Linked DNA regions of Homo sapiens: region 1 is linked to region 2. A link is a loop called in an ENCODE intact Hi-C map of the cell type or tissue named here. Cell type or tissue: adrenal gland. All regions are shown on one strand. Links, peaks and the distances in the headings refer to the core of each region. The heading gives the core; the rest is flanking DNA.

Region 1 (5,376 bases), core at 148-5,147, 48 kb after region 2:
CCTGACTCACTGCAACCTCCACCTCCTGGGTTCAAGTGATTCTTGTGCCTCAGCCTCCCGACTAGCTGGGATTACAGGTGAATGCCACCAACTCAGCTAATTTTTTGTATTTTTGGTAGAGAGAGGGGTTTGCTATGTTGGTCAGGCTGGTCTCGAACTCGTGACGTCAGGGGATCTGCCCACCTCGGTCTCCCAAAGTGCTGGGAGTATAGGCATCAGCCACCTTGCCTGGCCTCCCAGCCTTTCTGCCTGGGATCCCTCTGCCTGGGGGGTACCTTGCCCTAAGGTGAGCACCAAGTTACAGTGATGACACTTTCAGTGGAGATTAATTTTCAAGCAACAAATCCAAATGCCCTCCCTATTCCTAAGTATATTCCCACCCTCCTCCATCCATACAGCAGAGGAGACTAAAGCATATTACAAACTAAAGTTGGGGGTTGGGGATCGTACTCATTTAGGGAATGCTAAAAATGCAACCATTAGCTGAGCTCATTCTACCTCTTCCGGTTGCTAGCTGTGTGACCTCTGGCAAGGCACTTGACCTCTCTGAACCAAGTCAGCCCTTCACTTCTACCCAGAGACTTTGGCTGCCTCTGCTTCTGCTGCTCCCTATCCTACAAACTGGCTCTCTTCTTCTGCACTTCCAGTCTTAAATTTCCCTTTACTCCTAACCCTGCCTGAAGCCAGTGGGAAGCCAGTCCTATTAGAAATCTCATTTACACTTCAGAAGTCTGCAAATTGGTGTCACTCAGCAGGTATCTGTCCTTCACAGCGGGAGAGAAGCCCAGATTGGGCAGGAAGGGCAGAGCTGGAGAACAGGAGAGGAGGGGAGTTGAGTCTCTCCTGGGCAGCCCTCAGCCTCTGGGGCTGGTTTGGAGATGGAACGGGGAGAGATTGTGTCTCAGTGAAACAAGCATCTCGGGGGGGGATGTGGGGTGCATTCCTGATTTGAGGGATGGATATGACAGCCTTTGTTAAGTGGTGGGGGGAGTCCTGGCTCTGAAGTCAAACATGTGCCAGTTTCAATCTTGGCTCCACTGCTTACGAGCTGTGTGACTTTGAGTCAGTCACTTAACATCTCTGAGTCTCAGATTCCTCAACTGTGAAACAGAATTGATCACATCTACCTTGCTAGGTTATTACGATAAGTAGGCAAGTGAAGTGTCATAATATAAAATAGCATGGGTATATACCCAATATTGGTCTCTTCTGCCTTTTCTTTCATAGTTTTCATGGTTGTCCTCTTCACCAGCCTTGTGCACCCACAAATCTGCCATCCTGAAATAGGAAAAAATGGAAACCACCATCTTTCTATTAGTCTCCCCTATCATGTAGGAATTTAATCCTATTTAAATATGTATCCTTCCCCTTCCAGATCAGTATCTTGCCCATTTCAGGGGACTCAATATATATTGAAAGAATGAATATAGACCAAGTCCCTCCCCACTTTAAAAATGCTGAAATCAGGGCCTGCAGAGGTTGTGACTTATCTCTTGGTCACTCAGCAAAATAGACAATTTACTACTGTTTTTATTTATTTATTTATTTATTGAAATGGGGTCTGGCTTTGTCACCCAGTCTAGAGTGCAGTGGTGTGATCTCGGCTCAATGCAACCCCAACCTCCTGGGCTCAAGCAATTCTCCTCCCTCAGCCTCCCGATCAGATGAGACTACAGACACCCACCACCACACCCTGGCTAATTACAGTATTTTTTGTAGAGACGGAGTCTCCCTGTGTTGCTCAGGCTGGTCTTAAACTCCTGGGCTCAGGTGATCCTACCACCTTGGCTTCCCCAAATGCTGAAATTACAGCGTAAGTCACAGCGCCTGGCCCTAACTTACTACTTTTTAAGGTAACTTTATTGGAGTCTCAACACAAAAACCTCGGCGATACAAGGGTCACGGCATCTGGCCCGTCGCCTTAACTGCATCAACCGGGTTTACGAAACAGCCTGATTTCCAGCCCCACCCATCGCAACTGCAGCTGTCAGGTTTCCCGGCTCACGTTTCCCTGGATGAGCAGAGAGGCAGCGTCCTCTGCTGGAAGCTTTAGGTAACTCCACTTTAGCGGCAATTGTCAGTCTCAGCGACAAACTACTAACACCTGGGGAGATTTAAAAACCTTCCTGTTCAGGCCCCACCCCAGACCAGTTAAATCAGAATCTTGGGGTGGGGTGTGACCCAAGCGTCTGTGGTGCTTTTTTGTTGTTGTTGTTGTTGTTGTTTTGTTTTGTTTTGTGAGATGGAGTCTCGCTCTGTCGCCCAGGCTGGAGTGCAGTGGCGCGATCTCGGGTTCACGCCATTCTACCGCCTCAGCCTCCCGAACAGCTGGGACTACAGGCGCCCGCCACCACGCCCGGCCAAATTTTTTTGTATTTTTAGTAGAGAAAGGGTTTCACTGTGCTAGCCAGATGGTCTCGATCTGCTGACCTCGTGATCCGCCCACCTCGGCCTCCCAAAGTGCTGGGATTACAGGCGTGAGCCACCGCGCCCGGCCTCGTCTGTGTTTTTTCAAGTTCAGCATGTTGAGTCAAGGCTGGGGACCACTGAATGAAGGATTAATTTTATATGTGAGGGAACTCTAGTCTAGAATGGAGCAAGGAACGGCAGAGAATAAAACTCCCCTCGATCAAATCCCTCCAGTCTTCCATTAAAAAATTAGCCGTGTGACACTTAGCCTGGGCCTGAGAATCCCGGACATTCTCAGGAGTTGGGGGAGGGTACAAAGGTACCTTAATTGTCTTGGTGCCAGGCTGTGTCCTGGTAGGTCCAAAGTCCAGCTGCTGCTGGATCAAGAGAGCTAAGAGGCGGGGAGCTGCGTGCATAAAACAAGTACCTTATTCACATTTAGCACTGGGAATGTCGTCAGCTTCATACTCTCCAACACAATGGATCCTAAACTTCGGCATGCCTCAGGATTAGCTATTTCATCAGCTTGTTAAAATGCTGGGCCCCACCCCCTAATTTTCTTAATCCTACCCCTTGACTTTCTGGGCCTCATCCCCTGACTTTCTGGGCCCCACAGCCTGATTTTCTGATTCAGTAGGTCCAACAAACTCCCAGGTAAATGCCCATGCTGCTGGGCTAGGACGACACGTGGAGAACAATTGCTCTAAAAATTGAGCAGATCAACACTCTCTTTCAAGTCTGCACCTGGCCCAGCACCATGGGGATCCCCACAGTACCCCCAAAAAGTCCTCAGAATGAGTACACAGGGCAGGCAGAATGGCACTCTGACTGTAGCATAATGATTTGTAAATGCAAAACAGGTCAAGTCCTGTCTCAAGTGTTTTCAGATTGAAAATGCGGAGGGGGAAATGATGGGGTCCTTGAAGTCAGAGCTTGGATCATGGGTTTTTCCCCACCAGGCCCCAGCCTAAACAAGCTCTGTTATAAAGGAGCCCTCGTCTTTGTGGAAGGAGGCGTTTTTTGTTTTTTTTTCTTCAAGATGGAGCCTTGCTCTGTCATCCAGGCTGAAGTGCAGTGGCGCCATCTCGGCTCACTGCAACCTCTGCCTCCCGGGTTCAAATGATTCTCCTTCCTCAGCCTTCTGAGTAGCTAGGATTACAGGCAAGTGTCACCATGCCCGTCTAATTTTTGTATTTTTAGTAGAGATGGAGTTTCACCGTGTTGGTCAGGGTGGTCTTCAACTTCTGAACTTGTGATCCACCAGCCTCTGCTTCCCAAAGTGTTGGGATTACAGGCGTGAGCCACCGCACCTGGCCTAGGAGGGAATATTTTTATTCAATCCAGGGGCAGCCTCTGGGTAGAAGGGAAGGGCTGACTTGGTTCAGCAAGGTCAAGAGCCTTGCCAAAAGTCACACAGCTAGCAGAAGTTGGAGGGTGAGTTTAGTGGTTTCCCTAAGAAAGAAGGGGTATGGGTATTACCATCCACAGTCAAGATGACAGTGTGAGACCACCCTTACTGAATACCTGGGACATCAAGTTTTTTTACTTAGCAATTTTTTTATGATAAATGTAAGTATAGATGGTCCCTGACCTACAATGGCTCAATTTAACATTTTTCAACTTTACAATAGTGCAAAAGCAATACACATTTAGTAGAAACCTTACTTCAAGTGTCCATACATTCTGTTTTTTATTTTCAGTACAGTCGTGAATAAATTATGTGACATGTTCAGTACTTTATTATAACATTTGTGTTAGATGATTTTGCCCAACTGTAGGCCAATGTAAATGTTGTAAGTACATCTAAGGTATGTCAGGCTAAGCTATAGACGTTTGGTAGGTTAGATGTATTAAGTGCATTTTCAACTTGTGAATTATAGTGGGTTTATCCGGACATGGCCTCATTGTTAAGTCACAGAGCATCTGTTAATATGGACATCTTAAAAAGACGTCATTAAATGAACGCAATGGAGTCTAAATATCATAATGATTTGATACAAATATTATTCATTTTCATTTATTTATTTTTTGTAGAGGTGGGGTCTCACTATGTTGCCCAGGCTGGAGGGTAACACAATCATAGTGCACTGTGGTCTCAAACTCCTGCCCTTCTCAAGTGATCCTCCCACCTCAGCCTCCAAAGTAGCTGGGACTACAGGCATGTGCCACCTTGCCTAGCTTCTTTATTTATTTATTGAGACAGAGTCTTGCACTGTTGCCCAGGCTGGAGGGCAGTGGTGCAATCTTGGCTCGCTGCAACCTCTATCTCCGGGGTGCAGGAGATTCTCATGCCTCAGCCTCCTGAGTAGCTGGGATTATAGGTGCCCACGACCATACCTAGGTAATTTTTGTGTTTTAGTAGAGACAGGATTTCACCATGTTGGCCAGGCTGGTCTCAAACTTGAGACCTCAGGTGATTCACCCGCCTTGGCCTCCCAAAGTGTTGGAATTACAGGCGTGAGCCACAGCGCCCGGCCTTCATTTTTAAAGTACATGAAAAAACTATTTATGACAATGTTGAGTTTTACCTAAGCACTGTGCTCCTAGAGAACAGCAATGATTAACCCCTTACCCCCTAACCCCACCTCAACCCCGTCTCTCGGGTTCTGGAAATGGCTCACTGCAATGACTGAGATAAAACTCATGGATTCCCCTCTATGGCGATTCCCCACTATACCCTGTTACTAGACCGGATACAGATAGCCCCAATTCCCATTTGCCTCATAAGTGACTAGCTGAAATGCTTGGCCCATTGATCAGCTGGAAAAAAATGCTCATTAATGAAACTTTGGTTAAGCTTTTGTCCTTCCCCAAGGCCTCTGAATTTTGGCCCACCCTCAGCCTAAACCAGCATGAAATCCCTCTGTAACAGCCCCCTTGAGAACAGGCTGGCCTCAGGATAAAGCAATCTCTGATCTACTGCCCCACCCTGTCACTCTCGTTCATCCCACTTACCTACACCAGGTT
Region 2 (5,376 bases), core at 234-5,233:
CTTTTTTGGATCCCCTACCCTATTCTTGCTTTGCAAGGCTCACTTCCTCATGCTAAATCCTTTATTGCTGTTTGCAAAACATGCTCAGTTTCTGCTTGCATTTCCGCAGCCTTCGGATTTCAAATCCAAATTTTTTAGAGTCAGGCATGTTCTCACTATATTGCCCGGGCTGGAGTGCTGTAGCTATTCACAGGCATGATCATAGTGCACTGCTGTCTTGAACTCCAGCGTTTGAAGACATACCTTCCCCTCATGCCCTCGACTAAATGCTTACTGCCCAGGAGGGGCTTTTCTTTATCTTTGGTGACCCTGCAGCCTTCAGTCTTTCCCAGATACTCTCTTCCCACTGCCTCTGGCACCTATTTGTGCTCAGGCAAAGGGATGAGTATTGTTCTGCTTGATTTGGGGGAAAAGAATAACTTGTGGATTGAGCTCATAGGAACATGGCACCGGCTGTTTGGGGCTTTTGCTGTTTTACCAAAAATAGCAAAATCTCTTGCCAAAAATCAATCTCTCTCTCTCTCTCTCTCTCTCTCACACACACACACACACACACACACACACACACACACACACACACACAGCTTTCTCTTGGCTTGAAAATATTTTGAGGGCACATTGCTCTTGTTCACATGGCAAAGAAAAGTGTGGGTTTCAGTATCAGGCTGACTTGGGTTCAAACAGGCTATACCTGAGCTGGGTCATCATGCCCAAGAAGCATGAGTCAGGGCTGAAATCTACTCGCTGGCTCAGCCAAGCCCCAAGACCTGGCCCAGGGCTGCATCAGCCAAGGAAGGAGTGCCTTTTCCCAGCTGGTCTTCCCAGAAGACTTGCCTTTTTGCAGTGCACCCACTCAGAGGGGGAGTCTTTTCCTAATGCACACAAAGGTGCCTTATGTGAGGGGCAACCATGGTTCAAAGCCTATTTTGCCTCATGCTAGCTGTGCTGCTTAAGACAGGTGACTGTACATATTTATTGTCTTCAGCCAATAATTTGAGAACCCTGACTCTGCAGCAGGCACTGGGCCAAGTGTGGCAGGACCAGTGTGACAAAGTCACGATTCCTGCCTCAGAGAAGCCTGCAGTCTAGTTGAGAGATCCTCACCAACAGTTGGATGGGCACTTAACCTAGCACTCCCAGAATAGATGCTATAGAAGATGCTGAAGGAATGGTGTTCCAGGCAATAGGAACTGCACAGGAAAAGGTAGTGAGATGTAAAACAGCATAGTATCTGCAGAGAACAAAGCACAGTTTGGCATTCCTGAAGCACAGAGAGTCAGGTGGGCTACAGCAGGAGAAAGGGAGAGAGCCTCTGAGGCCCATTTCTCTTATCTCTAAAGCAAGGATGACTATTACCTCCATCAGTGCGGGACCTGATTAGGTATTCAATGCATGATTGCTTCTATGCCCAGGTAGTTTTGAAACTCTGTTGCCCAGATTGGAGTGCAATGGCATGATCTCAGGTCACTGCAATCTCTGCCTCCTAGGCTCAAGCGATTCCCCTGCCTCAGCCTCCCGAGTAGCTGGGACCACAGGCACGCACCACCACGCCTGGCTAATTTTTTGATTTTTTCAGTAGAGATAGGGTTTTGCCATGTTGCCCAGGCTGGTCTCAAACTCCTGAGCTCAGGCGATCTGCCTGCCTCGGCCTCCCAAAGTGCCAGGATTACAGGAGGGAGCCACTGTGCCCAGCCCTAGTTTTGAAACTTCTCAAAGGCAGGTACCGTGTCTGCAGCTATACCCTATCATAGCACACTGCAGCTTTGAGCACCACTGTTTGAAGACATACCTTCCCCTCATGCCCTCGACTAAATGCTCACTAACCAGGAGGGTCTTTTCTTTATCTTTGGTGACCCTGCAGCCTTCAGTCTTTCTCAGATACTCTCTTCCCACTGCCTCTGGTACCTATTCATTCTCAGGGAAGGGGATGAGTATCAGACACTGTGCTGAGAATAAAATCTGTGTTAAATAAGTAGTTTTTGATTGTCTAGTGCTAGCACATATTAAAGACCTAACAAGTATTTGTTGGATGAATGAAATAAGCCAGTCCTGAAACCTGGTCCTTACCTCCTAGATCTGCCTGAGATATGGGGTTGGAGGAGGGTCTTTGGAGAGGAACGAGAAGGAGGAAGCACATCAAAACCTTCTTTCCAGAGGGAGTAGCTGCTTGGACCATAGAGCAAAGCCCTGTGAAGCATTTTCCTTAAACTGGAGGCCCCTGGGTTGCCATAGGGCCTCCACTCTCTGGTTTCTGCTCTCAGGGGCAGGACAGGGGAGCACGGCTGAGGTGTGAGTGGCCAGGGCAGGGGTGCAGGCAGAGCTCCAGTCCCAGAAAATGACTGCTCATGTCGTTCGCTGGGAGTGTAAAGAAGAGGCTGGGGGCTGAAGAGGCAAAGCCCAGGGAATATAAGAAAATCTTAGCTGCAGGGAAAAGCGCTCTTCTTCGCAATGAAGGCAATGAAATTAGAGGTAATTGCAAGACACGGAGATTCGATAAAACCTAGGGAGGCGATCAGGTAAGGGGGGCTGGAACTAGCTTGGGAGATGGAACAGCTGTTCCTCCCCTCCAGCGCCACTGGTAATAGCCCCTGTGTTGTTAGAATTGAACAAACAGTCCTTCCTGGCCCCAACCAGCGATGCCCTGTAATGGGGGCAGCTGGAGCAGCCAGAGGAGTGGGGGTAGCTTGCCCACCTATGAGACACAAGCTTTCCCCCGAGACACCACACTGTGCTGGGGTCTGGAAGCCCAAGAATGGTAGAGCTTGGACCTGCTGTAAGGGCAGAAGGCTAATGGGGATGACTACCATAGGACTGACCTCCCTTTCACCTGCAGGCCACAGGCCACCAGAGGCCCTAGGAGGAGCTAGGGCATGCCCTCCTTCCCTGTCCCCCTGTGTCCTTCCTTTCACTTGCTGAGGATACAGTGGTGAGTAATTCACACCATGAAACAGAATGAAATGTGGAAAGTGCTGGTTAGGAAGCACAAGGCCACGTGGACGCATACAGCAGGTGACAGCCCAGCCCAGGTGCTCCTCAGTTTGGGAAAGTCTTTAAGAAGAAGGGGTCTTTAGTGGGGCCTGATGCATGGCTCTGGGGAGAGGAGTCAGTAGGAGGGGATGGTAGCTGAGAAAGCACAAGCACCTTCTGGAAGATGCATTGCACTTCAGAGGCAAGATTTTCTTTCTTTTCTATTTTTTTAAAATTTCTTACTCTAATCTCATGACAGATTAGGGAGGCAGGTTTTGAAGAAGGTTGCTGATGAGATAGAAAAGCAACCTGAGGAGATGCGGTGCGAAGAGTGACCATGATGAAATTAGCACAATGGCTTTGGGAACTGGTGATCCTGGGCTCTACCTGGTTGGCCCTGACCATGGGAGCCCTGGGCCTGGAGCTGCCCTTGTCCTGCTGGGAGGTCCTGTGGTGACTGCCCGCCTACTTGCTGGTATCCTCCAGGTGCTATGCCCTGGGCACTGTGGGTTATGGAGCGGCCACGTTGCCTGATAGCAAGGACACCATACATGAGCTGCATAATCAGAACCAGGAGCCCAAAGCTGACTCAGCCCACAGACACCCTACCCTCATTCCTGCGCAGACAGCCCTCTCTCCCATTCCCCATTAAAGAGCAAGTTTATTTTCTAATAAAAGAGAGAAACGAAAAGAAGAAAAGAAAAGAAAAGCAACTTTGGGGGGAAGGACTATTACACTGAAAGGAATTACAGTGTCAATGCTTAGGACTATTACACTATTACGCTTAGGGGAAGGACTATTACACTGAAAGGAATTACAGTGTCATGCCATCGCAATTAACATGTCCCACAGCGAGGAATAGCTCAGAAACTCCACGAAGGCCCTCAGGGGACATTAAGCAGCAGCCAAAGCCAATGGTGATGAAAACCAAGGCATAATATTTTATAAGTTTATGATGAAATAAGTGCCAGAGTAGAACCCAAACTGGACAGATACCAAAAGAACAAGACTGTGTCCTTTGCAAGAACGTGGATGGAGTTGGAGGCCACGATCCTCAGCAAACTAACGCAGGAACAGAAAACCAACCGCATGTTCTCACTTATAAGTGGGAGCTAAATAATGAGAACCGATGGGCACAAAGAGGGGAACAGCAGACACTTGGGCCTACTTGGAGGTGCAGGGTGAGAGGAGGGAGAGGATCAGGAAAAATAACAATCAGGTACTATGCTTAGTGCCTGGGAGAGGGAATAATCTGTACAATACAGCCCTGTGACACAAGTTTACCTACATAACGAACCTGCACATGTATCCCTGAACCTAAAATAAAAATTGAAAACAATAAATAAATAAATACAATATGTCAACAAGAACATATGGGAAGAACCATGCCCAAAATGAAATAGTACAAAATGGTCATGCTTGGGTAAGGGATTGTGGCTGATGTTTCTTTTGTTGCTTGTTTAAACAAATTGTTTTTCTTTGTTTGTTTGTTTGTTTTTCTTTGAGACGGTCTCACTCCGTTGCCTAGGCTGGAGTGCAGTGGCGCAATCTTGGCTCACTGCAACCTCTGCCTCCTGGGTTCAAGCAATTCTCCTGCCCCAGCCTACTGAGTAGCTAGGACTATGGGTACCCACCACCATGCCTGGCTAATTTTTGTATTTTTTAGTAGAGACGAGTTATGATCTCACCACTGTACTCTAGCCTGGGTAACAGAGCAAGACCCTGTCTTTAAAAAATAAATTTAAAAATTAAAAAAAATGTAAAATTTAAAACATGAATAACAGCAAAAAATGGTAGGTTTAGAAAAATGTTGTTTTCAAGCTGCTTGTTATTTCCCTTCTCCCTCAAAACAAGGTCATTCATGGCCGTTGTCAGTGAAAACAAATTATGTTTCCTTCATTCTGCAGCCCAGAGACATTGTGTTCTGCTCAACTCAATCCAGCTCAGTAAGGTCTTTATGTGAACATCTTCCCTGCGAAGGTCACCTGCCTAAATGCTAGGGCTGTGGGGTGAGGGAAGGAGACACAAGCAAAAACAAGGGGAGCCCTTGTCTTCAGATTGACTGGAATATAAGGATGAGGAAGGGAATTAGGTTAGAAAGAAAGATGTAGGAATCTTTAGAAGAGTCTCTATGCTAGGACTTGCTCTGCAGGTAGTGAAAAGTGAGGGTGTGATAGGATTAGAGTTGGTTCTTAGGAAGATCATTCCAGGAGCAGTGGGAGGACAGGCAAGAAGAGTGGAGTCAGGAAGGTGAGAGAGCCCACAGACTGGCCCATGCTTCCAGGGGAGGAGAGCAAGGCTGGGGAAGGACAGCAGTAAGTGCAGCCAAGGAGCCCCCTCTTATTGGCCAGCAGGCTTCTCTTAAGTGTGGCAGGCAGGGAACAGGCTAACTCACCCTGTCTTCATGCC

The links. Peaks named below come from ENCODE experiments on the same cell type or tissue, not always from the same donor. Only the 100,000 strongest peaks of a DNase experiment are listed, where the experiment ranks them.
Region 1: it touches region 2 in a loop (3-fold over the local background); 3 of 110 quality-filtered maps call a loop at or near these places.

The regions. Positions count from the first base shown.
Region 1 is chr15:88,612,667-88,618,042 of GRCh38, forward strand. It overlaps a transcript of AEN not described here. Among named protein-coding and RNA genes, the nearest start is that of MIR3529, 3.4 kb to the left of the region's middle. RefSeq lists an enhancer at 368-1,052. In adrenal gland, for the core only: CTCF peaks have their summits at 2,038 (motif pointing left) and 2,237; a DNase peak (open chromatin) is centred at 2,031.
Region 2 is chr15:88,564,989-88,570,364 of GRCh38, forward strand. No RefSeq gene overlaps it. Among named protein-coding and RNA genes, the nearest start is that of DET1, 21 kb to the left of the region's middle. RefSeq lists an enhancer at 3,442-3,941. In adrenal gland, for the core only: no CTCF peak of the experiment used is centred there; DNase peaks (open chromatin) are centred at 2,283, 2,653, 3,003, 4,963 and 1 weaker place.